Linked DNA regions of Homo sapiens: regions 2, 3 and 4 are each linked to region 1. The links are chromatin contacts, found by Hi-C or POLR2A ChIA-PET in ENCODE. All regions are on one chromosome and are shown on one strand. The core of a region is the stretch at or near the end of the contact, and the rest is flanking DNA. Distances in the headings are between cores, read along the strand shown.

Region 1 (6,524 bases), core at 401-2,900:
GCACTCCAGCCTGGGTGACAGAACGAGACTCCATCTCAATAAAAAAAAAAAAAAATGCCTCCATCATAAGTGCTCAATCAAAATTGACTACTTTTTTTGGGGAGGGGGAAAAAATCTACCAATTATGATTATTTTTGAGATGGGCTCACTACAGCCTCGACCTCCTGGGCTCAAGTGATCCTTCTCCCTCAGCCTTCCGAGTTGCTGGGACTACAGGCACACGCCACATTGCCCGGCTAATCTTTGTACTTTTTTTGTAGAGATGGGGTCTCACTACGTTACCCAGGCTGGTCTTGAACTCCTGAGCTCGAGCAATCCGCCCGCCTCAGCCTCCCAAAGTGTTGGGATTACCGGTGTGAGCCACTGTGCCCGGCCTAAAATCTACCAATTTTTAAATGTCAGCCGGGTCAGGTTGGCAGAACAGTATGTGCAGGATCAAAGAGGCCACATCCTGACTTGTGAACCGAGGCTCAAAAGCCAGCAACAGGCACCTTTTGGTGGTTTAAAGCCACTTCTGGAACTCTGACGCTCTGCACCCTTTCCCAGAGAGAGAACATCCCTGACCCGGGATTCTGGTCCCCTGAGTCACCCGTGTGCCCTGACGAGTGCCCCTGGCACCCAGGAAAGACCCTGCTCACCAGGGCTGTTGATGTACATGTGGATGGGCTTCTTGTTGCTCTCGGATTGCAGGAAGAGGAGCTGTGCGATAACAAGGCTGGCAACGCTGTCATCGATCTGCAGGTGGAGAGGGCAGGGGTGTCCCCAGATTCGGGGTGGGGAGAGAGTTTTAAGGGAGGCTGGGGATGGGTCAGGGAACCAGGAAGGGGGACCAGAGCCCAAAGTAAAAGGGATGGGGAAGAATTTAGGCCCCAGAAGGGGATGGGGAGAGAGTAGTGGAGAGGACCCAGGGGGTTTGGAGCACAGGAAGGGGGGAGTCAGGGGGCTAGGGACACAGGAAAGGAAGGGGTGAGAATGGCTGGGGAGAGTCTTGAGCGTAGGAATGAGGGGAGCGGTGCCAGGTGTCAGGAAGGAAGTCGGAGATTAAGAGCCGAGGAGCAGAGAAGGGGTGAGGAGCGGGTTGGGGGACCGGGAGCCAGGAGGGGAGTCAGAAGGGGAGGGAAGGGGGTTAGAAGGGGAGCGGAGCCTGAGGGAAAGTCTGGGGCCAGGGAAGGAGGGGCGCAGGGAGTGTCGGCAGGCGCTTGGGAGAGTCCTGGGGAGGGTCCCGGCGCGGGGCGCTCACCGGGCCCATGACGCACACGATGCGCTCCCGCAGCAGCCGCGAGTAGATGTCATAGGCGCGCTCGCCGCGACCCTGGGGGTAGAAAGATGGAGGTGAGGGGCCGGGGCAGCCAGCCGATCCCCACCCAGCCCGGAGCCCCCGAACCGTGTCCCCGCCCGGCCGCCGTACCGTCTGCTCCACCACGATGGGAATGAGCGGGAGAGCCCGGGTCGCCGTCGCGTGCAGGCACCGCTGCAGGGCCAGGCCGTTCTGGAGTGTCCGCTGCGGCGGCCGCTGCGCTGGAAAGTGAGCGGCGAGGCGAGGCCCCAGCGCGGGGTACCTGCATGACGCCACCCGGGCCCCCCCTACCAATATTCCGGGCCACATCCCTCCGCACGCCCCGGTCGGCTTCCGTCCGATGGCGGAACTACAGCTTCCGGCGTGCTTTGCGCCTGGGAGCTCGCTCGCTAGGCCGCTCACTTCCAGGAGTCTGGGCGGGCGCCATTAAGGGTGAGGCGGGGATAGGGACGGAGCCTGAAAGGGAGGAGCCAATGAAGTAAATTGAGTGGGCAGGGCTGGAGAAGTTTTAGAGTCTCCAGTTCGAGTCCCCTTACCGACCAATTCGTCTTCTTTTTTTTTTTTTTTTGAGACGGAGTCTTGCTCTGTCACCCAGGCTGGAGTGCGGTGGCACGATGTTGGGTCACTGCAACCTCTGCCTTCTGGGTTCAAGCCATTCTCCTGGCTCAGCTGCCCCAGTAGCTGGGATTACAGATGCACACCACTGCACCCGGTTAATTTTGTTATTTTTAGTAGAGATGGGTTTCACCTTGGCCAGGCTGGTCTTGAACTCCTGACCTCGTGATCTTCCCACCTCGGCCTCCCAAAGTACTGGGATTACAGGCGTGAGCCACCGCGCCCGGCCTCGTCTTCGTTTTCTACTGTTTCTGCTTTATTTATTTTTATTTTTTTGAGACAGAATCTCACTCTGTGGCCCAGGCTGGAGTGCAGTGGCGCCATCCTAGCTCAATGTGGCCTCAAATTTCTGGGCCCAAGCAACCCTCCCTCCCACCTTGCTCTCCAGAGTAGCTGGGACTACAGTTGTGTGCTACCACATCTGGCAAATATATATATATATGTATTAGAGATGGGGTCTTACTATGTCGCCCAGGCTGGTCTCAAACTCCTGGCCTCAAGTGATCCTCCCACCTTTGCCTCCCAAAGTGCTGGGACTACAGGCATGAGCCACCACACCCCACTTATTCCTTATTTTAAAAATAGCTGCAGGGCCGGGCACAGTGGCTCACGCCTGTAATCTTAGCACTTTGGGAGGCTGAGGTGGGCGGATCACGAGGTCAGGAGATCGAAACCATCCTGGCTAACACGGTGAAACCGCGTCTCTACTAAAAATACAAAAAATTAGCCGGGCGAGGTGACGGGCACCTGTAGTCCCAGCTACTCAGGAGACTGAGGCAGGAAAATGGTGTGAACCTGGGAGGTGGAGCTTGCAGTGAGCTGAGATGGCGCCTCTGCACTCCAGCCTGGGCGACAGAGCCAGACACCGTCTCAAAAAAAAAAAAAAAAGCTGCAGTGTTCCCACAGCTCATCTTGGAAGAGGGGTCCCAGAGAGGACTTAGCCTGGGTCTTGGCCTTGAAGAGCTTCCAGCCTGGTGTGGCCGACTTCTACTGAGACCTCCTCATTCATTTTTTGGCCACCTGTGGAGTAGATTGTGGGAGCCCAGAGAAGGGTGTTGTGGATTCTTCCTGGAGATCAGACCGGAAAGCATTCCTAGGAGAAGCAGGTATTGGAATTGGGCTTTGCAGGATAAGTAGGAGTTTGTTAGCTGGGGAAAGGCATTTCCAGCAGAGGAAAAAGAATGGGCAAAATGGTGGAAGTAGGAAGATTGCTGGTAATGTTGGGACTTCTCTTTTTTGCCACACCTTCTCAAGCCAGATTCTTTTTCATCATTCAGTTCAATGTCACTATCTAAGAGGTGCCCACTGCTTCATCCCCAAAGTCTAGAATAGTGCCTGACACACAGTAGGTGCTCATTAAATACACATTGAACCAAGAGATGAAGAGGTGATAAAGGAGGTAGGTAGAGGGCTTTGGAGGCATCTGCAGAGTGGGGATAATGATAACCTACCTCCTAGGTTTGTGCAGAAAGTCCTCAGAAAGGGTCCAAAAATGTGTAAAAAGTGCTCAGTTTGAATGATTTATTGCTGTGTTAGATCAGGGACCATGGAAGTCTGAGAAGTCTTCAGGTCCTCCCACATGGGAGTCTACTTGAAGTGTTTTTTTCTTTTTTTTCCCGGGGCAGTCCTTCGAATCACAGCAGATTCAGGCGAGGTGTTGTGGTGGCTCATGCCTGCAATCCCAGCACTTTGGGAGCCCAAGACATGTGGATCACCTAAGGACAGGGGTTTGAGACCAGCCTGACCAACACAGTGAAACTCCGTCTCTATTAAAAATACAAAATTATCTCGGCATGGTGGTGAATGCCTGTAATCCCAGCTACTTGGGAGGCTGAGTCAGGAGAATCACTTGAACCCAGGAGGCAGAGGTTGCAGAGAGCCGAGATCACACCACTGTACTCCAGCCTGGGCAACAAGAGCAAAACTCTATCTCAAAAAAAAAAAAAAAATCACAGCAGATTCAGAGAGACTCCTGAAGTGGATTTTGATGTATAAGAAGTTTACCAAGCAGTAAGCGGTAGACTCTTTTTTTGTTTTGAGTCAGTGTCTCGCTCTGTCACCCAGGCTGGAGCACAGTGGTGTGATCAGAGCTCACTGCAGCCTTGAACCTCTGGGCTCAAGCTATCCTCTCACCTCAGCCTCCCAAGTAGCTAGGACTAGAGGTGCATGTCACCACATCTGGCTAATTTTAAAATTTTTTGTAGAGACAGGGTCTCCCTATGTTGCCCAGGCTGGTCTTGAACTCCTGGACTTAAGTGATCCTCCTGCCTCAGCCTTCCAAACTGCTGAGACATGAACCATCATGCCCAGCTGGACTCTTTTTTTTTTTTTTTTTGAGACAGAGTTTTGCTCTTGTTGCCCAGGCTGGAGTGCAATGGCACAATCTCGGCTCACCACAACCTCCGCCTCCCAGGTTCAAGCAATTCTTCTGCCTTAGCCTCCCGAGTAGCTGGGATTACAGGCGCCCACCACCACGCCCAGCTAATTTTGTATTTTAAGTAGAGACGGGGTTTCTCCATGTTGGTCAGGCTAGTCTCGAACTCGCGACCTCAGGTGATCCACCCGCCTCAGCCTCCCAAAGTGCTGGGATTACAGGCGTGAGCCACTGCGCCCGGCCACTGGACTCTTTTTTTTTTTTTTTTGAGATGGAGTCTCGCTCTGTCGCCCAGGCTGGAGTGCAGTGGTGCGGTCTCGGCTCACTGCAAGCTCCGCCTCCCAGGTTCACGCCATTCTCCTGCCTCGGCCTCCCAAGTAGCTGGGACACTGGACTCTTAAACTTGATGCTGGGTACCCTAGATAAGAATAATTTTGTGCCCTCTGTAACCTCGAGGGGACTGCAGTCCGATGGGGAGATAGAAGGGGACACAGACACTCCCAGTTTTGTAGAATCAGGAGTAAGACAGAGGGAGGGAGTTGAAGGTGACAGAGTTAGGAGAATACCTTGCAGGTCCGCAAAGCAGAAAGCCCACATGGCAGCCAGCGCTGGCAGGCAGGGCCTCACGGTGGAAAGCCGGCATTTGGGCTCAGAGGGTGTTGGCCAGAGGTCTGGAATCTTACTTTTATTTCCAGCTGGGATTGAGGAGGTAGGAGGGCAGCTGCTGTCCCAGTTTCTGCTGTGAGTCAGGTGGGTGGCCCTGCCCGGCCGGTTGCCCCAGGGCTGCAGCTCCTGCCCCCGCCCTGGGGAGAAGGGCCAGGACAACAGCTGCCACCATCCCTGCAGCCACTCCTCCACTCCTCCACTCCTTCACTCCTCCGGACGCTGCCCTGCACCCCCTGCCTGCCCTGCCTCTGACGTGGGATGGCGGGGTCCTCTTAGATGTGTTCCCTGTCTCCCTTTGTTTAATCAGCTTCACTTCTCCCCATTGCAACTGCTTTTCACCTTCTTCATTGTTAATAGCTCCCTAACAGGTGCTCCAGTATCACCCACGTCACTGTGACCTACTGTCTCTTCTTCACTATTCTTCACTCTAAGAGATCCCCAAAAAAGCTAATTTTTTTTTTTTTTTGAGACGGGGTCTCACTCTGTCATCCAGGCTGGAGTGCAGTGAAGCGATCTCGGCTCACTGAAGCCTCTGCCTCTCCGGTTCAAGCGATTCTCGGGCCTCGACCTCCTGAGTAGCTGGCACCCACCATCACGCCCAGATAAGTTTTGTATTTTTAGTAGAGATGGGGTTTCACCATGTTGGCCAGGCTGGTCTCGAACTCCTGACCTCAAATGATCCATGTGCGTCAGCCTCCCAAAGTCCTCAGATTACAGGTGTGAACCACCGCGCTTGGCTGAGAAACCTAAATTGAACTGCGGTTCCCCGTCCCCCCTGCTGACCCCCCTTATCTCCTTCCCTACCCTGGTCTGCTTTTCACACCCCAAACACATCAAGCTCAATCCAGCCACAAAGCCTCTGCTTTACTCTGCTTGGAGTCAAGCCAGGCAGAGTGGCTCACGGCCGTAATCCCAGTACTTTGGGAGGCGGAGGCGGGCGGCTCACCTGAGGTCAGGAGTTCAAGACCAGCCTGACCAACGTGGTGAAACCCCGTCTCAACTAAAAATACAAAAATTAGCCAGGCATGGTGGCCTGCGCCTGTAGTCCCAGCTACTTGGGAGAGACTGAGGCAGGAGAATCGCTTGAACCCGGGAGGCAGAAGTTGCAGTGAGCCAAGATTACACCATTGCACTCCAGCCTGGGCGACAGAGCGAGACTCCATCTCAAAAAAAAAAAAAAAAAAAAGTCTCAGCTCAGATGTCATCCCTGAGAGAAGCCTTCCCTGAACACCTTTGCTAATATCCCAGGCACTCTAGAACATTTGCCTTGTTTAATTTTCATCTTGGTGTGACTTTCATCATAAACAATTGCATTAATTCATTTGTTTCTTTTTCTATTGTCTGCAGAACATTCTGCTATCTTGTTTGGCTCTGGTGCATAGCTCACTGCAGCCTCATACTTCTGGACTCAGGTGAATCCTCCCAACCTCAGTCTACCAAGTAGCTGGGACCACAGGCACACGCCAACAGGACCTGCTAATGTTTTTAAAGTTTTTTTTTTTTTTTACATGCAGTATGATTTATTTTATATAATGTTCAAAAGCTTGCAAAAACAGCATATTGTTTACAGAT
Region 2 (6,524 bases), core at 2,666-5,165, 310 kb before region 1:
GTGGCTCACGCCTGTAAGCCCAGCACTTTGGGAGGCCGAGGTGGGCAGATCATTTGAGGTCAGGAGTTTGAGACCAGCCTGGCCAACATGGAGAAACCTCATCTCTACTAAAAATACAAAAAAGTAGCCAGGCGTGGTGGCGGGCACCTCTAATCCCAGCTATTCGGGAGGCTGAGGCAGGAGAATCGCATGAACCTGGGAGGCGGAGGGTTGCAGTGAGCTGAGATCGGGCCACTGCACTACAGCCTGGACAACAAAGCGAGACTCCATCCCCCACACCGGCTCCCCCAAAAAGAAGACAGTGTGGAATGGATTTTGGATGGTGAGGATGTCCAAAAAGAAAAGTTCACCCATGCAGTGGGTCCAGCGGTTAAGAAGATCACTTAGATTGAGTGGCATGAGGGCTAACTTATGTGATAACAAAGCTAGGCTATATGAAGTCATTTGGTAAAACACTAGTCTAAATGTTGCTAGAAAGGTATTTTAGCCGGGCACAGTGGCTCACGCCTGTAATCCCAGCACTTTGGGAGGCTGAGGTGGGTGGATTACTTGAGGTCAGGAGTTCGAGACCAGCCTGACCAACATGGAGAAACCCCATCTCTACTAAAAATACAAAATTAGCCAGGCCTGGTGGCGCATGCCTGTAATCCCAGCTACTCGGGAGGGTGAGGCAGGAGAATCGCTTGAACCTGGGAGGCTGAGGTTGCAATGAGCCAAGATCGCACCATTGCATTCTAGCTTGGCCAACAACAGCAAAACTCTGTCTCAAAAAAGAAAGAAAGAAAGAAAGAAAAGTATTTTATATTTCTTTACTTTTTTGTCTTTTTTCTTTTTTTCCTCTTTGTTGAGAACGGGGTCTCACTATATTGCCCAGGCAGGTCTCAAACTCATGGGCTCAAGCAATCCTCCCGCCTCTGCCCCCCTAAGTGCTGGGATTACAGGTGTGAGCCACTGCACCTGGCTAGAAAGGTAATTTTCAGATCATGTCAACAACCACAGTTGACTTTCAGGACAGGAGATGAGCCTAGGTAATGTGAGTGGGCCGCACCTGATCAGTTGAAGGTCTGAGGAGTAAACACCGAAGTTTCCTGAAGAAGGAATTCTGCCTCAAGGTTGCAACTTAGTAATTCTGCCTGAGTTTCCAGGCTTTAGGCTTTAAGACGGTAGTGTCACCTCTTACCTGAGCCTCCAGCCTAACTGGCTTGTCCTGTGGACTTCAGACTTGCCAACTCCCATGATTGTGTGAGCTAATTTCTTAAAATAAATGTGTTACACACTCTCTCTGACTCTATACATCTCTCTCTCTCTCTCTCTCCGTCTGTCTTTGTATCTCTGTGTCCCTGTCTCTCTAGTTTTCCATGTCTGTCTCTTCTCTGACTCTGTATCTTTGTCTGTCTCTACAGATCTCTTTTTTTTTTTTTTTTTTTGAGACAGTCTCATGCCATTGCCCAGCCTGGAGTGCAGTGGCACAATCTCAGTTCATTGCAACTTGTGCCTCCCGGGTTCAAGTGATTCTTGAGCCTCAGCCTCCCAAGTAGCTGGGATTACAGAAGTGTGCCACCACACCTAGCTAATTTTTTATTTTTTATTTTTGTATTTTTGATAGAGACAGGGTTTCCCCATATTGGCCAGGCTGGCCTCGAACTCGCGACCTCAGGTGATCCACATGCCTCAGCCTCCCAAAGTGCTGGGATTACAGGCGTGAGCCACCGCACCCAGCCTATAGATCCCATCTCTATCTCTCTGTGTATCTTCTATTGGTTCTGTCTCTCGGGAGACACCTGACCAATTCAGGGAGGGCTCCTGTGAGAAGTTTCTTGAGTCAAGACGCAGATGAGCAGGGGGAGCCTGCTTTGGAGATCTAGGGAAGATGGTTCCCAGCAGCAGGAAGAGGAAGTGCAAAGACCCAGGATATCTGTCTGGGGCAGAGTGAGCAAAAGCACGAGGGTCCAACCACAGAGGCCCCAGTGAAGGGCACTTCGTGTCTTAGCCTAAGCTCAGGGGCAAGCTGGCAGCAAACTGTATCTATAAAGGGCCACATAAGTGTTTTTGGCTTTCAGGGCCAAGAGGTAAAATCAAGGATATTACAAAGATACTTATGAAACAAGACAGAAGCCAAGTGCAGTGGCTCACGCCTGTAATTCTAGCATTTTGGGAGGCTGAGGTGGGCAGATCACCTGAGGTCAGGAGTTCGAGACCAGCCTGGCCAACATATAGACAACATATATGTTACAACATATATAATGGCCAACATATAATACAAAAATTAGCTATGCATGGTGGTGGGCGCCTGTAATCCCAGCTACTCAGGAGGCTGAGGCAGGAAAATTGCTTGAATCCGGGAGGCAGAGGTTGCAGTGAGCCAAAATGGCACCACTGCACTCCAGCCTGGGTGACAAAGTGAGACTCTGCCTCAAAAAAAAAAAGAAAGAAAAAGGCTGGGTGCGGTGGCTTATGCCTGTAATCCCAGCACTTTGGGAGGCCAAGGCAGGCGGATCACGAGGTCAGGAGATTGAGACCATCCTGGCTAACACGGTGAAACCCCGTCTCTACTAAAAATACAAAAAATTAGCTGGGTGCGGTGGTGGGCGCCTGTAGTCCCAGCTACTCAGGAGGCTGAGGCAGGAGAATGGCGTGAACCTGGGAGGCGGAGCTTGCAGTGAGCCGAGATCGCACCACTGCACTCCAGCCTGGGCGACAGAGCGAGACTCCGTCTCGAAAAAAAAAAAAATCCACGCTTGAATGCATGCACACTCATACATGGACCTCCCCACACACATGAACACACCCGTGCAAGTGCGCACACACACATACACGCACCAATGCACAGGCACACACACATGCACACACCTGCACACAGCACATATATGCACACCCACTTGCACATGTGATGCATGTTCACACATACACACACGTGCACATGCATGCATGTACATGGACCACATGCACATGCACACAGATGACCATACACATATGCATGCACCTGCCCACATATGCACGCACATTTACATGCCAGCACATGTATGATACACAGGCATGCGCCTGCACATGTGTACATGATACACACTTGCATGCACACAACTGAATACACACATTCACATGCACACACTGCACACATATATGCATGCAGACAAGCACACACACAGAGCACACATCCACTCCTTTATTCCACTCTTGTGTTTTTCACTGCACTTGTCACATCAAAACACAACAGAAGGCCGGGCATGGTGCGGCTCACGTTTGTAATCCCAGCACTTTGGGAGGCTGAGGTGGGTGGATCGCTTGAGGTCAGGAGTTCGAGACCAGCCTGACCGACATGGTGAAAACCCATCTCTACTAAAAATACAAAAAGCAGCCAGGCGTGGTGGCACGCGCCTGTAATCCCCGCTACTTGGGAGGCTGAGGCAGGAGAATTGCTTGAACCCAGGAGGTGGAGGTTGTAGTAAGCTGAGATCGCGCCACTGCACTCCAGCCTGGGCAACAGAGCGAGACTCCATCTCAAAAACAAAACAAATAAACGAACAAAAAAACCCACAACGTATTATTTTCTTGTTTACGAGGTTTCTTGTCTCTCTGGCTCCACCAGAAGAGGAGCAGGGACCCTTCTTGCTGTTGTTCATTGCTGCATCCCCCACACCGAGAGCAGAGCCTGGCATGGGCAGAAAGTCCTCAGTCGATATTTGGTGGCCCCAAGCGAATGAAGCATCCAAGAAGGGAAAGCTGGGGGCTCCCCACTGCACTTGCCACCTGAGTCACATTTTCAGAAGCCTCTGGAAAGTGTGAGAGTCTGTATGAGTGAGAGTGAGACAGGGCCAAGACCGGGGGCGGCGGGTACCGGAAGAAGAGGAGGGTGAGTGGGGGAAGGGGTGGGGCTGAACCCCAGCTCTAAAGGCGGCCCACGGGTGCCTGTCCGCAGCGTGCACAGCCCAGGAGTGTTGAGCAATTTCGGTTTCCTCTGAGGTTGAAGGACCCAGGCGTGTCAGCCCTGCTCCAGACACCTTGGGCATGGAGGAGAGTGTCGTACGGCCCTCAGTGTTTGTGGTGGATGGACAGACCGACATCCCATTCACGAGGCTGGGACGAAGCCACCGGAGACAGTCGTGCAGTGTGGCCCGGGTGGGTCTGGGTCTCTTGCTGTTGCTGATGGGGGCCGGGCTGGCCGTCCAAGGCTGGTTCCTCCTGCAGCTGCACTGGCGTCTAGGAGAGATGGTCACCCGCCTGCCTGTGAGTGGGACCGGGGGGCTGAGAGCAGGTGGAGGTGAGGGGGGCTCCCCTGTGTCATTGTGGGTCACTGTGTGTCTGTGTGTGTGTGTGTGTGTGTGTGTGTGTGTGTGTGTAGGACAGGGCACAGGCTGAGAGCAGCTGGCTTGACTGGTTGCTGCTCCCAGCCTTGGGCAAGTGAATTCACCTCTCTGAACCTCAGTGTCTTCATCTACAAAATAAGGGCAGTCTCTTCATAGGGGACGAAGTATGCTATGGCATGTGTAGTACCAGACGATGCCAGCTCCACCCGTCGGAACTGACACCCCAACACTGCCATGCACACCCCTGTGCACACACGCATGCATTTTCTCTGTACTTTTTTATTTTTGAGACGGAGTTTCACTCTCGTTGCCCAGGCTGGAGTGCAATGGCATGATCTCTGCTCACCGCAACCTCTGCCTCCCGGGTTCAAGTGATTCTCCTGCCTCAGCCTCCCGAGTAGCTGGGATTACAGGCATGCGCCACCACGCCTGGCCAATTTTGTATTTTTAGTAGAGATGGGGCTTCTCTATGTTTGTCAGGCTGGTCTCAAACTCCCGACCTCAGGAGATCCACCCGCCTCAGCCTCCCAAAGTGCTGGGATTACAGGTGTGAGCCACTGCGCCTGGCCTTCTCTGGTACTCTTATTACTGTTACTGCGATTGTCATTAATTCTCTGACCATTTCCATCTGTGGAAATTTCTCGGTCTGCTTCCAGCTGGCTGTGGATGTGTCCGCCTGTCTGTGTGCCTCACCTGGGGGTCTATGTGTGCCCAACACCATACCCCTGTGGGCTTGGCCCCTTTTGTGTCCTGGGTCTGGATCCGGTGGCCACACATTCGTGTCCATATACCCATGTGGACGTATGTGCGTGTACCCACATGTCCACACACCCGCCTAGCTGCAGCCGGTGTATTCACGTTGTCTGTCTTTGTCTCTGGGTCTCTGTGTCTGTAGACGCACATGGATCCATAAACCACAAACCACATGTCCACGCATCTGAGCCCACATGTGTCTTCTCAGCGTCATGATGATGTTGAGGTCTGTGCCCTGTGGCAGGTGCTATATCCCAAGGGTGGTGTCCATGTGTCCAGCCATCTCGCTGTCTGCATTTTTTTTTTTTTGAGACAAGGTTTCTCTCCCATAGCCCAGGCTGTAGTGTAGTGGTGCAGTCTTGGCTCACTACAACCCCACCTCCCAGGTTCAAGTGATTCCCTTGTCTCAGCCTCCTGAGCAGTAGCTGGGATCACAGGCATCCGCCACCGTGCCTGGCTAATTTGTGTATTTTTAGTACAGACGGGGTTTCACCATGTTGGCCAGACTTGTCTCGAACTCCTGACCTCAAGTGATCCACCTGCCTCAGCCTCCCAAAGTGCTGGGATTACAGGTGTGAGCCACCACGCCTGGCCTTGTCCCTGTATTTTTAAATATTACTTATTTATTTAATTAATTACATATTTATTTATCTTAGAGACTGTGTCTCACTCTGCTTCCCAGGCTAGAGTGGAGTGGCACGATCATAGCTCACTGCAGCCTTGAACTCCTGGGCTCAAGCAAGCCTCCTGTCCCAGCTTCATGAGTAGCTGGGACTACAGGCATGCACCACCATGCCTGGCTAATCTTAAAAATTTTTTGTAGAGATGAGGTCTTGTTGTGTTGCCCAGGCTGGTCTTAAACTCCTGGCCTCAAGCTGTCCTCCCACTTTGGCCTCCCAAAGTGCTGGGATTACAGGTGTAAGCCACTGCTCTGGGCAATGTTATTTATTTATTAAACCCTTTTATTTATTTATTTATTTTTTGAGATAGAATCTCACTCTGTCACCTAGGCTAGAGTGCAGTGGCACAATCTGGGCCCACTGCAACCTCCCAGGTTCAAGCGATCCTCCTGCCTCAGCCTCCAGAGCAGCTGGGATTACAGGCACCCACCACCAGGCCCAGCTAATTTTTGTAGTTTTAGTAGATACAGGGTTTTACTGTGTTGGCCAGGCTGGTCTCGAACTCCTGACCTCAGGTAATCTGCCCACCTCGGCCTCCCGAAGTGCTGGGATTAGAGGTGTGAGCCAATGCACCCGACCTATTAAACCTTTCTCTAGTGCATACTATGTGCCAAGCACTGTAATAATGCCTTACATATGTGAATTCATTAAACGCCAAGCAGACACGATTCGTAACTCCATTTACATAGAGGGAAACTGAGGCACCAAGTGGTTGTGAGGCCTCTGGACAGGGGGTGTGTGTCTGCAAGTGAGAGTATGTGGCCCTGTGTACGTGTCTGAGGGTGGT
Region 3 (6,524 bases), core at 1,208-3,707, 290 kb after region 1:
TTCCAGCTATGTTATCTATACATTGATGGCTCTAGTTCATATATTCTATACACTGATGGCTCCAGCCTGCATTCTCTATACACTGATGGCTCCAGCTCACCCCTCAGCCTGAGACTTATGTAATCTGCCTGCTTTCTCAGCATCTCAACCTGGGTGTCTAGGAGCCTCTCACACTTTACACCTTCAGAACTCAACTCCCAAGTGCTCTCCAGGCCTTTTTCTTGGGTAATTTTCCTGACCTCATCCTTTTAGTTGCCAAAAACCTTGGAGGTACCCTTGACCCGTCAGCAGATCTGGCTGACTCTACCTCCTATGTTTATCCAGAGTCTGACGGCTTTGCCCCTCCATGGCTCACAGCCAGGCCCCCCTCCCTTGCCCAGATTATCACATTAGCCTCCAGATTGCTCTCTCTGCTCCCACCCTTTTCCTTCTTCCCCTATTCTCAACCCAGCAGCCAGAGGGGCCTGGTTAAAATGCAAGTCAAACCAGGCCATTCCTGGGCTCAAACCTTGTGATGGCTTCCATTTACCCCAAGCAAAAGCCAGAGCCCCTACAATGGCCTGTGTGGGCCTTTCTCCTTGCCTTCTGGTTCACTCAGCTCCAGTTTCAAGCCAGGCATTGTCCCACCTCGGGGCCTTTGTACTGGCTTTTCCCTCCATTAGGAACGCTCTTCCCCAGGATATCTGGACAGCTCCGTCCCACACCTTCCTCATCTCTTTAATGAGCCCACCCAGGGAAGCATTTGACAACGCTTTAAAAATTGCAACCCCTTCCTATCCCAGCACTCCTTCTGTCTGCTTCCTTTTCCCCCTGGTACTTGTCACCATATGATATAGGGTGTCATCTGACGTACGACATATTTTTCTCACTTACCTTGTTTACTGTCCATATGCTCCTATCCTCCCGCATGGTCTAGAATAGAAACTCCATGAGGGCAGGGAATTGTGTTTTGATGACTGGTCAATGCCAGGCCCATGCTATGGATCCAATAAATATTTTATTGAAATCAATGAATGACACAGGATCTCTGTTACTCATCCTTCTGGACATGGGGTTTGGAGTCCTCACAGCCGCACCTCAATGCCTCCCTTGGGATGCAGCATCCAGGCAGAACCCAGCCGTGTCCCCTAAGCAAAGCCTCCCATGGCACCAGCTGCTGGTGATTTGACCTCCAGGACTAGCATTCAAGGTTGTCACCACATCACCACTTAGCCATACATTAACAGCCCAAGAGTCTGGCTTCAAATTCCTCATCTCCCTGCAACACAGATTCAAATTCTAACAGTATAGAATCTGTCTTCCTTTCTTCTCAGGGAGGCATGTCTATTCCATTCCTATTCTAGGAATGACTCCTGGATGATATCTTAAAAAAACAGTTTCTGTGCACTGACTGTGTCTGTCTCAAAGGGCAAACCTCCGCTGAGAGCTCCTTGAAAGGTATGCTTGGTCATGCACAAATCTATCAGCATTGTGTGCTTTTATCATCCAAAATGTTGACCCATCGAGGCTGCAGCTACATGTTGCTCATTCTATCAAAATGTTTTAAGATCCTTGGCTGGGCCCACCAAAAACAAGAGCACTGCTTAGAGCTCTGTGTTCCCCTTGAAAGGTGGTGGTGCCACTTCACCCTCTCCTGGTCCCAAAGCCTCAGAGAAGCCATGCTCAGCCTGAACTGCTCCAGGCAGAACAAAAGCTGCACTAGCTTCAGTTTAGCCCTTTTCTTTTCCCCCTTCATGGGTCGAGATTGCCCAACCATGTGCCTCCTCTTTCCGGAGATATGTGTCCCTTGTGTGTCCTGCCATCTGGGGGCATCTGATGTGGCCTGGCTTCCTCTTAGAAAAGTCTTCCTCTCTCCGGGTAGGGAGGGAAGAGCCGGCGCAGTGATGTCAAAGATATACTGTAAGTCCCTCCCGGCAAAGCCCCACAAGGCATTTCTGACGCTGAGTCAGTGGTTCCCTTTGCACTTGTTCCATACGTACATGATATTTCCAAAAGTCGTTTTAATTTGGTATCAACTCCTCTGTTTTCACACTTTTTTCCAAATAGCTTAATCCATGATTCATTTTACTTCGCCCAGAAAACACTTGTGCAGCTATGAACTCTCCCACATTGTTTGTTTGATGATAAATAGATTCTTTCCTCTTGGAGAAAAGGGCACTTTCTCCTCCCAGTACTAGGAAGGATTGAAATCCCTCCTGTGATGCCCTCTTACCTCAGAGAGAGTTGTTCCTCCTTGGGTTTTGTTATTTCAGAACAAATATGGTAAACTGTTTTCCCCTCAGTTACTATAGAGAAGAGATTATTTGCCTTTCTCTTAGGGCTTCTGAAAATAATAGATTACATATTTGAGAGGGTTTTTTTTAGATCTGGTTAATGTGAGATAGAGGGGGTTGCTCCGGGATGACATTGTTTGGTTTGGGAAGTATTCTCCCGGTTGCCCAGCAACAGGCTCTTGGAAACGGGAGTGGACTGCGTTGCCCCTGGCAACCGTTGTTACTTAGCAAACAATGAGGGCCGGGCAAACAGTGCCAAGACTGCGGACTCCAGGTTTTAATTGAACATCTGCATATATTTTTCTCTGATTAAATTTGAGTTTGATTTGCCACAACAGGCAGACATGGATCCACTCGGGATCTGCTTGAAAGAACCAATATTGTAATGTTGACTCCCAGGCTGCACAAACGCAGAGGCCCCATTGAAACAAACTTCTGGCCATTCGAATATGTCCTAGACTGCTCTCAACTGGAGACTTATTTTAGTCTTAAGTGGAATTTCTTTTTTGATCTAATTCCTGGTGTTCAGAAAATCATTACTTGTCCAACCTACTACCGTACATCACTGATAAATCCGCAATTTCTGGAGCGCTTTTCAGCACGATGCCTTCATTTCTGCTGCCTAAGAATTTCAGAAGAGCAAAGAGTTGAGCCCTGGCTGGCTCACATGTAGAGACATTCACAGATAGGGTTGGCTGAGGGTGGAAATTGGACCCAGCACCTTCTGGTTTCATGTGCTCAATGTTCCTGTTAAGAAGTTGGGTCCACCCGTGGCCCTCAGTGGGATGTGTATGTTATGTTTATTAAGAGAGGTCGCACGTTCCCACTAACAAAGTGCCCTGTTGATGGGCACTTTGCAGCCACAGGTTGGATTTTGATCAAAACAGCCTCACTCCCCCACCTCCTCCGCTGGCAAGCCAGAGATAGCGATTGTTGACAAGGGTTTGTTGCTTAGGTAAACACCACCCCTGAACTTCATTCAGAGCGGGTGACACATTTCTTCCCCTCCTCCCAGCCCCGCCCCCAGCCCCCGCCCCCACTGCCAGGGCTATAAATTCAGAACTGTTAGCCAAGACAGGTTTTTGGTGAAGACTTTATTCTTCCTCATTCATCTCGAGTGCAATCTGACTAATGCAGCAACAGCCGCAAAAGTGCCGCCTGTAACAGACACTCCAGCCCCTCACTAAAACAGCTCCTGTGGTTCCCGTGGTGAGACTCGCTTTAGTTGTATGGATTTTTTTTAAGGACGATTCACTTTGTTGCTGAATGCCCCCAAGAAAATGTTCATTGCACGTTTGTTACCGGCATTTCAGCTAATCTTAGGACTATTTAAAGTATCTAAACAAATTTCCCAACTTTCTTTTGCAGCAGAAACTTATAATGGAATGTCATTTGTGTTTTTTTTGGAGACAGAGTCTCGTTCTGTCGCCCAGGAAGCTCCGCCTCCCGGGTTCACGCCATTCTTCCGCCTCAGCCTCCCGAGTAGCTGGGACTACAGGCGCCCGCCACCGCACCCGGCTAATTTTTTTGTATTTGTAGTAGAGACGGGGTTTCACCGTGTTAGCCAGGATGGTCTCGATCTTCTGACCTCATGATCCACCTGCCTCGGCCTCCCAAAGTGCTGGGATTACAGGCATAAGCCACCGTGCCCGGCCTTTTTTTCTTAAAAAGGCAAGCTGATTAGCCATCAGCCTTATTAGATGTGATAATTAGGATCCAATGGCTGCGAGTGTTGTTGGAATGAAAATGAATAAGGTCTGACTTACACAAAGACTCCCCCAAAGATTAAAATACATTATTTGTCCTGCAACCTGTTGTAGGATAGTGGTAGAAGACCACTATATACTTAAAAAGATAAATCCTCCCAAAGAAATGCTGTTCTACCTTCTACAATATTATTTTCTGCCCAGTCCCCAGTTTAAGTAAGTCATTTTTCAGGAATTAGAGCCTCATTTAAAATTTTTTTTAAATTTATCATTTTCTTATTTCCCATGGAAGTATTTTCCCATATATCAGGCTTTGCAATTTGGGCAAACCACTTAACATCTTTAGGTAAGTTTCTTCATCTGTTTGATGAAAGAGCTGGGTTAGGTGGTTTTTAAAGGGGCCTCTCCATGCTGTGGTTTTAGATGGAAATTCTTGAATTTGAACTAGGCTCTTTCTCCGCTTCTTAAATTCCAGAATCAAATCACGACTGGAGGGGAGGTAGGAGGTAGATTGAAAAGGTCCCCTATGTGATGTTGGTGGGATCCAGAAAGCCAGCCTCCTCCTGGCCAGAATCAGTCATGGAGATGTGGAAAGAACATGCACTGCCTGTTGCCCTGCCCTCACTGGCTGTCTCTAGAGATGGCTGTCAGGAGGAAGGGTCACACAGGCAGGACGAGACCCCATCCCCAGGTGGGCACAGGTGCCCAGTGGGCGTGCTGCCGGGTCAGGTCACCAGGCTGAGAAAGCAGGAGATGCTACTGCTGAGGAACTGTCACTTGTCATTTCAAGGTCCACTCCTCCACCCTCTGGCAGCATGAGTCGCTCTGAAAGATTTTGAAGCTGGGACAGGAGAGGGTGAGTGAGGTGAGGCCTCCGCATGCCAGGTTTTCACTGGCACATTCCCCATCTTCATCTTGACCATCAGCAGCTGCACTGCAGCCCTGCTCATGGTCAGAAAGGGAGAGAAACGTGAGAGGGAAAGAAAGGCTGGTAAGAGAAGGAGAACACAAAAGCATGATGCCTTAGGAAGCCGCTTCCAAGAATCCTGGGACAGGCCCCTGTGCTCAGCTGAAGACGGGAGCTGGAGGCCAACATGGTGAAGGTGGCTAGAACAGGTGAGCAGCCCGGAGCAGGCGGGCTGCTCATTCTCTTGTTCATTGCAAAACACGTCTTGAGCATCTTTGCAGGCAATGTGCTACGTAGGGTCTGGGGTTGGGGTGAGGGATCTGTGAGGGGGCTGCTGAGATGACATAGATCCAGACTTTGTTTTCTCAAGAAGGGCTGGCTGGCCAAGAAGCCAGATGTGAACAGCTGCATGACATGAAGTAATCTGAGGGGACAAGCACGGAGAGTGGTTTGGTGAATCTGGAAATGCTGTGTGGAGTAAAGGTGTGGCCTTAGACGTGTGGTTCTCCATGGGGGTGGTCCTGCCCCCAGGGGACACTGGGCGATGTCTGGAGACATTTGTGGCTGTCAGACAGGGGTCGGGGGGTTTCCTGGCATGGAGTGGGTGGAGGCCAGGGATGCTGCCCAGCACCCTGCGGTGCCCAGGACGGCCCCACCCCAGAGTGTATTCCTGCCCCTCATATCCGCATTGCTGAGGTCAGGAAAGCCTGTATGACATGACAAGCTGACTGGAGAGAGGGTTTCCCCACTGCTCATCACTTGCCTGGGATCCCCTTTGGAGCTGCTGGCTGCTGTCTCTCTGCCTCCCTCCTTCTTCAACGCAGCAGTCACTTTAATCTTAGCTGTCATGGGCGGGTGGACTTTGAGGGACAGAGGGCTGCCCAGCCTGCCTGGCCCTGCTGGAGGGGTCTTGTCCATCCCCACCCTGGCAGGTGCATGGACCCCATCCTCACCCTCCCTGCGTTGTGTGCAGGAGACACCAGTGCCAGCCTCCGGTGGCCCTCCATGCACTGCAGCCACCTTGTCACTGCGAGTCTGGACCGCTGTGTGCCATGCTGGCCTCCCTCGATTCTGCAGACCTTAGACTTGCAGGCAGAGGCTAGCTGATCAGTGAAGGGCTGGCGCTCAGGCCTGGGGGTCTGGCAGGCGTAGGCTCCAATTCCGTTGGAATCAGAGGGTCCTTGGGGGTTGTGTGGACATCTCATTTAAACACTCCATCCGGAATCAGAGGAAGCCCGGCTTTCCCCACAGAGCAGGCGCCAGGGGAGAGTTTCAAACCAAGTAGCTGGATGCATGAGGGAGAAGGCGGCCTAGGAGCAAGAGCGAGAGCGGCAGGACAGGAGGGATACGAGACACAGCAGCTCACGGGAGGGGATGTGGGTGACCCCAGCAAGGGCCAGGCACCAGAAAAGGACAGACAGGTGACATTGGTCTCTGGAAGGGGAGGGAAAGGACGAGCAGATATTGAATATGCGCGACTGGCCAGGGAGCGACCCCCAGATCTTTACATTCTGAAAAACCCACTGCTTTAAACGCACAGGGAACTGCTTGTGGGGATAGACAGAGGGAACGATCATTCTAAGTCACGCTGATTTACCTTTTCCTCCTGGTTACTGAGAATGAATGAAGAGCACTTAC
Region 4 (6,524 bases), core at 1,240-3,739, 280 kb before region 1:
TATAGTTTTAGTAGAGATGGGGTTTTGCCATGTTGGCCAGGCTGGTCTCAAACTCCTAACCTCAGGTGATCCGTCTGCCTCGGCCTCCCAAAGTGCTAGGATAATAGGTGTGAGCCACTGCACCCGGCCTACAAAAAATTTTAAAAATTAGCCAGGCGTGGTAGCACATGCCTGTAGTCCCAGCTACTCAGGAGGCTGAGGTGGAAGGACTGCTTGAGTCCAGAAGTTTGAGGCTGCAGTGAGCTATGATCACACCACTGCACTCTAGTCTGGGCAACAGAACGAGATGCTGTCTCAATTTAAAAAAATAAAAATAAAAATTTAAAAGATGGCAAAGGTGATGGGCTATCACTCCCTTGATTAGGTTACATTATATAGGACTATCAGACTGGAATGAGAGGTTCCCTGATGGCCTTGAAGAAGCACATTGCCAGCTGTGAACTGCCTATGGAAAGGGTCATATGGCACAGAACGGCAAGAAGCCTCTAAAAGCCGAGGGCCTCAATCTTACCACCACAAGGAACCGAATTCTGCCAACAACCAGCTGAGCTTGGAAAAGGACTGCAAACTCCGGGAAAGAATGTAGTGCAGTCGACATATGAACTGTAGTCTTGAGACCCACAGCACAATGCTCAATTAAACTGTCCGTCTACCTGAACTTTTTTTTTTTTTTAGACGGAGTTTCACTCTTGTCGTCCAGGCTGGAGTGCAATGGCGCGATCTTGGCTGACTGCAACCTCCACCTCCCAGGTTCAAGCCATTCTCCCGCCTCAGCCTCCCAGTACCTGGGATTACAGGCACCTGCCACCACGCCCAACTAATTTTTGTATTTTTAGTAGAGGCAGGGTTTCACCATGTTGGCCAGGCTGGTCTCAAACTCCCGACCTCAGGTGACTCGCCTGCCTCAGCCTCCCAAAGTGCTGGGATTACAGACGTGAATCTGTACCTGGACTTCTGACTGAGGACACTGAGATAATGATAAAGATGTGGGCCAGGCGCAGTGGCTCATGCCTGTAATCCCAGCATTTTGGGAGGCCGAGGCGGGCGGATCACAAGGTCAGGAGATCGAGACCATCCTGACTAACATGGTGAAACCCCATCTCTACTAAAAATACAAAAAATTAGCCGGGTGCGGTGGCGGGTGCCTGTAGTCCCAGGTACTCGGGAGGCTGAGGCAGGAGAATGGCGTGAACTCGGGAGGCGAAGCTTGCAGTGAGCCAAGATTGCACCACTGCACTCCAGCCTGGGCGACAGAGCGAGACTCTGTCTCAAAAAAAAAAAAAAAAAAAAAAAAAAAGATAAAGATGTGTTGTTTTAAGCTGCCAGGTTCTTGATAATTTCATTTCTTACACAGCAATAGCTAGCTAATAAACCTCTTGCCCCCACATCTTTTTCCCAGGGTCTGCTTTTATGGGAACTCAAACTAAGGCACAAAAGCAGTTTATATAAATCTCAATCCAGGCGGGGCATGGAGGCTCACGCCTGTAATCCCAGCCTTTGGGAGGTCGAGGCAGGTGGATCACCTGAGATCAGGAGTTCGAGACCAGCCTGGCCAACGTGCCAAAATCCCATCTCTACAAAAATTAGCTGGGCGTGGTGCCACATGCCCGTGGTCCCGGCTACTAAGGGAGCTGAGGCGGGAGGATCCAGTGAGCCTGGGAAGTGGAGGTTGCAGTGAGCCGAGATCATGCCACTGCACTCCAGCCTGGGTGACAAAGCGAGACCCTGTCTCAAAAAAAAAAAAAAAAAAAAATTAAATCTCAATCCACAAGGAGTGCAAAGTTAACTTTATTTTTTCATTAACGTAACGTTATTTATATTTCAAGACCCCTTTGTACCAGAATGCTGAGAACCTGCCAACAGTCCCTCGGAAACCATCTCTCCCTACATCCTGCTTTCCCAAGACTGTCAAAGTTCCAGGGAGCTTTGGAATTGCGGAGGCATTAAGGGTGAAGAAAAGACTAATTCTCAAAATGCATGTCCATAAGGTCCCCACCATCCGTCTGCTCCTGGCCTATGAGACCTTCTTTCTTGTCCTTGTTCCTTAGAAAGGCAGCGCCTTGGCTGAGCGTGGTGGCTCACGCCTGTAATCCCATCACTTTGAGAGGCCGAGGTGGGTGGATCACAAGATCAAGAGTTCAAGACCATCCTGGCTAACACGGTGAAACCCCCGCCTCTACTAAAAATACAAAAATTAGCTGGGCGTGGTTGTGCACACCTGTAGTCCCAGCTACTGGGGAGGCTGAGGCAGGAGAATCGCTTGAACCCAAGAGGCGGAGCTTGCAGTGAGCAGAGATCGCACCACTGCACTCCAGCCTGGGTGACAGAGTGGGACTCTGTCTCAAAAAAAAAAAAGAAAGAAAGAAAGGCAGCACTTTCTCTACTACTCCTATACCTTGCTCGTGAGGCCGATTTTCAGCTGAGTTGAGGCACAGGAAACTTTTTGAGGCTTTCTGTGGCTTCAGATGCCCAAAGCCACTATTAAGTCACTTCCTTTTTTGGAGACCTGCCGCTTCTCTGGTCTCTGTTGTGGTGAGCAGAGTCCAAGCCTTCTCTATCTTTAGGTTCCTCTAAAACTCCTCTGGGGAACTTTCCATGTTTCTAGATCTCTACCTAAAAAGCAGGGTGTAGGAACTTTCCTCCATGGTACGGGCCTCACTATGTTCCCCCGAAATTTACACACTGAAGTCCTCGCCCCCACCACCTCAGAATTTGACTGTATTTGAAGATTGAATCTTCGAAAAGGTAATTAACTTAAAATGAGGCCCTTAAGATGAGCTCCAATTCAATAAGATTAGGGTCTGTATAAGAAAAGGAGATTAGGACAGGGATACAGAAAAAGGGACCATCTTATAAAGACACAGGGAGGGCAGGGCGTGGTGGCTCATGCCTGTAATCCCAGCACTTTGAGAGTCTGAGGCAGAAGGATTGCTTGAGCCCAGGGGTTCAAGGCTGCAGTGAGCTACGATCATATGACTGCACTCCAGCAGCCTGGAGTGCATTTAACCCTGGATTGAAAAATCACAGGGAGAAGCCTGGTGAAACTGATTTTGGAGTCTGGGCTCCAGAACTTTAAGATAATAGACTTGTGTTGTTGTTTTTGTTAAGAGACCAGCTGTCAGCCAGGCTGGAGTGCAGTGGTGCGATCATAGCTCACTGCAGCCTCAAACTCTTGGGCTCAAATGATCCTCCTGCCTCAGCCTCCCAAGTTGCTGGGAATACAGGCCCATGCCATGGCACCCGACTAACTTTTTAATTTTTTGTAGAGTCAGAGTCACGCTATGTTGCCCTGGCCGGTCTTGAACTCCTGGCTCAAGCGATCCTCCCACCTTGGCTTCTCAAAATGCTGGGGCTACAGGCATGCACCACCATGCCTGGCTAATTTTTTTTTTTTTTTGTAGACATGGGGTATCACTATGCTGCCCAGGATGGTCTCAAACTCCTGGCTTCTCACTACACTCCCACCTCGGCCTCCCAAAGTGCTGGGACTGCAAATGTGAGCCACTGTACCCAACCAATCTGTGTTGTTTTAAGCCATTAAGTGTGTGGTAATTTGTTACAATAGCAATAGGAGAACGGTGGGGATTGGGTAGCACACCACAGCATCCGCTATAGCCCGCCCCTTAAGCCACTCAGATTCATTTGGGGTTTGTGTGTGTGTGTGTGTTTGTTTGTTTGTTTGTTTGTTTGTTTTTGGCTGGAGTGCAGTGTCACGATCTCGGCTCACTGCAACCTCTGCCTCCTGGGTTCAAGCGATTCTCCTGTCTCAGCCACCCGAGTAGCTGGGGTTACAGGTGCCCCCCATCACGTCCAGCTAAGTTTTGTATTTTTAGTAGAGATGGGGTTTCACTATGTTGGCCAAGCTGGTCTCCAACTCCTGGCCTCAGGTGATTCGCCCAACTGAGCCTCCCAAAGTGCTGGGATTACAGGAGTGAGCCATGGCGCCCGGCCCAGATTCATTTGTTTTATAAGGAGACTCACTGCATTTGAGGACAGCTACTTAGGATTCTTGGTCTCTATGCCAGCCAGAAAATGAAGGTTGGTGGGATGAGCCACAGTTTACACTGCAGGAGTGGAGTCTAGCAGCCCCCGTGAGTGTTCACCCTCTCCCTCTCCCACTGTCCCTTCTAGAGTCCCTTCATCTTCAGGTGGCCCTTCTGTTGGTGTAGGTGGCTCACCTGGTGGGGTCACCTAGATCCTCATCCCTGAGGGATCTGAGACCTTGCTCACCATGTCTTTAGGCCCTTAAGGGCGACATTAATCTCTGCTATTCCACTGTGATGCAACCTTGCATTTGTTTTTGTTTTTGTTTGTGTTTGTGCTTTTGCTTTTGCTTTTTTTGAGACAGAGTCTCACTCTGCAGCCCAGGCTGGAGTGCAGTGGCACAGTCTTGGCTCACTGCAACCTCCGGCTTCCAGGTTCAAGTGACCCACCTGCCTCAGCCTCCCTAGTAGCTGGGTCCACAGGCACGTGCCGCCACGCCCGGCTAATTTTTGTATTTTTAGTAGAGTCGGGGTTTCACCATGTTGGCCAGGCTGGTCTCGAGCTCCTGGCCTCAGGTGATCCACCTGCCTTGGCCTCCCAAGGTGCTGGGATTACAGGCATGAGCCACCGTGCCTGGCCCAACCTTGCATTGATTTACTGTCTTGGTCAGTGAGAGGTGACAAGGAAAGTGATTTTAGAGGTCTCCATTGGTCTTATCCACAGGAAAAGTTTGCTGACACCTCATCTACTGAGTCATTTCCACATGCTCAGTGCTTAACCCAGATCATCTTAACCCCTGCGATGTTGATACTATGATTGTCCCCTAACTACAGATGAGCTAACGGAGGCACGAGGGAGTGAGGTCACCAGTGCAAGGTTCTTCAGCTAGGAAGTGGTAGATCCTTCTGGTTTCAGAGCCCTTGCCCTAACCCACTCACCTATATCTTCTGGGTGGATATATGGGCTGGTATCAGCCTATGCATAGACCCCATTTTATTATCTGCTCTCCTACTGATGGACACGTAGCCTGCTTCACAGTGTTATACGCAATGCAGTGATGAACATCCAATTGAGTGTCTTTCTATGCAGGTGGGCCCCCGTCACAGGTGCTGGGTGAGCTCAGATGAGGGTTTGGAGAAGGGTTTTGAGCCTTTGGGTGTTGACCTTTATCATCTCAGGATTTCAAATCCAGCCCTTTGCACCTGCTTCCCTTCATCTCCCATCTTTTCTTTGTTGTTGTTGTTGTTTGTTTATTTATTATTTTTTTTAAGATAAGAGTTTCTCTGTGTCGCCCAGGCTGGAGCACAGTGGTGCAATCTTGGCTCACTGCAACCTCTGTCTCCCAGGTTCAAGTGATTCTCCTGCCTCAGCCTCCCGAGTAGCTAGGATTACAGGCATGTGCCACCACACCGGGCTCATTTTGTATTTTTAGTAGAGACAGGGTTTCTCAGTGTTGGTCAGGCTGGTCTCGAACTCCCGACCTCAGGAGACCCTCCTGCCTTGGCCTCCCAAAGTACTGGGATTACAGGCTTGAGCCACTGTGCCCAGCTGTTTGCTTTTTTTTTTTTTTTTTTTTTTTTTTTAGATAGGGTTTCTGTTGCCCAGGCTGGAGTGTGGTGGTGCAACCTTGACTCATTGCAATCTCCGCCTCCCAGGTTCAAGTGATTCTCCTGCCTCAGCCTCCCGAGTAGCTGGGATTACAGGTGCCCAGCACCACGTCTAGCTAATTTTTGTATTTTTGGCAGAGATGGGGTTTTGTCATGTTGGGCAGGCTGGTCTCGAACTCCTTTCCTCAAGTGATCCGCCTGCCTCGGCCTCCCAAAGTGCTGGGATTACAGGCGAGAGCCACCGCGCCCGGCCCTCCCACGCTTTCTTCTCCATGTTCCTCTTTACGCTGCCCTCACCCCACTTCAGGACACTCTTACCAAAACTTGGCCCTGAGAACTGAATTGCCACAGTTTAGGGGCTCCTGTATCACTCTGGTCAAGTCCCTTCACCTCACTAAGCCTCAGTTTCCCCAGCTGTACAATACAGAAAAAAAATAGCTCATTCCTCACTAAGTCACTGGGAAGATTCAAAGAGATCCTGCATGGAAGGATAGTGATTTTAAAATAATTTAAGATTTTTTTTTCCATTCTTCCTTCTGATCCAGATCTCCACTCTGTCAGTTACTGGTTGGGTGACCTTAAGTGGCTGACTTAACCTTGCTGTGCCTCAGTTTCCTCACCTGTAAAAAGTGATAAAAGCATCCCCACTATGTCATAACTCATATTTCCCCCTACTATCTGGGTATCGTTAAAACAGCACAAGTGCTTAGGGTTTTTTTGTTTGTTTTTTTGTTTTTGTTGTTGTTGTTTTTTTGAGATGGAATTTTGCTCTTGTTGCCCAGGCTGGAGTGCAATGGCACAACCTCGGCTCACCGCAACCTCTGCCTCTCGGGTTCAAGTGATTCTCCTGCCTCAGCCTCCGGAGTAGCTGGGATTACAGGCATGTACCACCACACCCGGCTAATTTTTTGTATTTTTAGTAGAGATGGGGTT

What was found. A loop is a pair of places that touch in the nucleus more often than their neighbours do. ChIA-PET counts read pairs that join two places held with the same protein, here RNA polymerase II (POLR2A). Pooled maps may share reads with other maps.
Region 2: a loop to region 1 is called in a pooled map, with 5 times the contacts of the local background. The contact joins the promoter of TNFSF14 here to the promoter of CLPP in region 1. A Hi-C loop is called at or near these places in 1 of 37 single-sample maps with no recorded cell type and 8 of 50 pooled maps. POLR2A ChIA-PET finds 5 or more read pairs at or near these places in 1 of 52 experiments (RWPE1).
Region 3: a loop to region 1 is called in a pooled map, with 2.3 times the contacts of the local background. The contact joins the enhancer-like site here to the promoter of CLPP in region 1. A Hi-C loop is called at or near these places in 1 of 168 maps with a recorded cell type or tissue (heart left ventricle) and 12 of 50 pooled maps. POLR2A ChIA-PET finds 5 or more read pairs at or near these places in 2 of 52 experiments (GM12878 and activated CD4-positive, alpha-beta T cell).
Region 4: a pooled map shows a loop between it and region 1 (3-fold over the local background). The contact joins the enhancer-like site here to the promoter of CLPP in region 1. A Hi-C loop is called at or near these places in 5 of 50 pooled maps. POLR2A ChIA-PET finds 5 or more read pairs at or near these places in 2 of 52 experiments (GM10248 and activated CD8-positive, alpha-beta memory T cell).

The regions. Positions count from the first base shown.
Region 1 is chr19:6,356,657-6,363,180 of GRCh38, reverse strand. It overlaps CLPP (caseinolytic mitochondrial matrix peptidase proteolytic subunit), which reads right to left and starts at 1,650. Exons shown (of 6, transcript NM_006012.4): 1 at 1,409-1,650; 2 at 1,241-1,312; 3 at 639-735. The coding sequence starts at 1,606. It also overlaps a transcript of ACER1 not described here. RefSeq lists an enhancer at 18-975 and a silencer at 1,174-1,403.
Region 2 is chr19:6,667,551-6,674,074 of GRCh38, reverse strand. TNFSF14 (TNF superfamily member 14) reads left to right here and starts at 3,915. Exons shown (of 4, transcript NM_001376887.1): 1 at 3,915-4,224. The coding sequence starts at 4,006. RefSeq lists a silencer at 2,786-2,885 and enhancers at 3,456-3,685, 4,066-4,155, 5,056-5,245, 5,306-5,395.
Region 3 is chr19:6,062,769-6,069,292 of GRCh38, reverse strand. The region is part of intron 1 of RFX2 (regulatory factor X2); the gene reads left to right. The region is part of intron 1 of RFX2-AS1 (RFX2 antisense RNA 1); the gene reads right to left. Among named protein-coding and RNA genes, the nearest start is that of RFX2-AS1, 3.4 kb to the right of the region's middle. RefSeq lists enhancers at 3,101-3,395, 2,910-3,411. Within about 2 kb of position 2,457, at least 30 of the 41 ENCODE cell types and tissues checked have a DNase peak (open chromatin) inside an H3K27ac peak, as active enhancers do; they include heart left ventricle, where a contact is called at or near this core.
Region 4 is chr19:6,637,901-6,644,424 of GRCh38, reverse strand. No RefSeq gene overlaps it. Among named protein-coding and RNA genes, the nearest start is that of TNFSF14, 29 kb to the left of the region's middle. RefSeq lists an enhancer at 4,703-4,752. Within about 2 kb of position 2,489, at least 4 of the 41 ENCODE cell types and tissues checked have a DNase peak (open chromatin) inside an H3K27ac peak, as active enhancers do.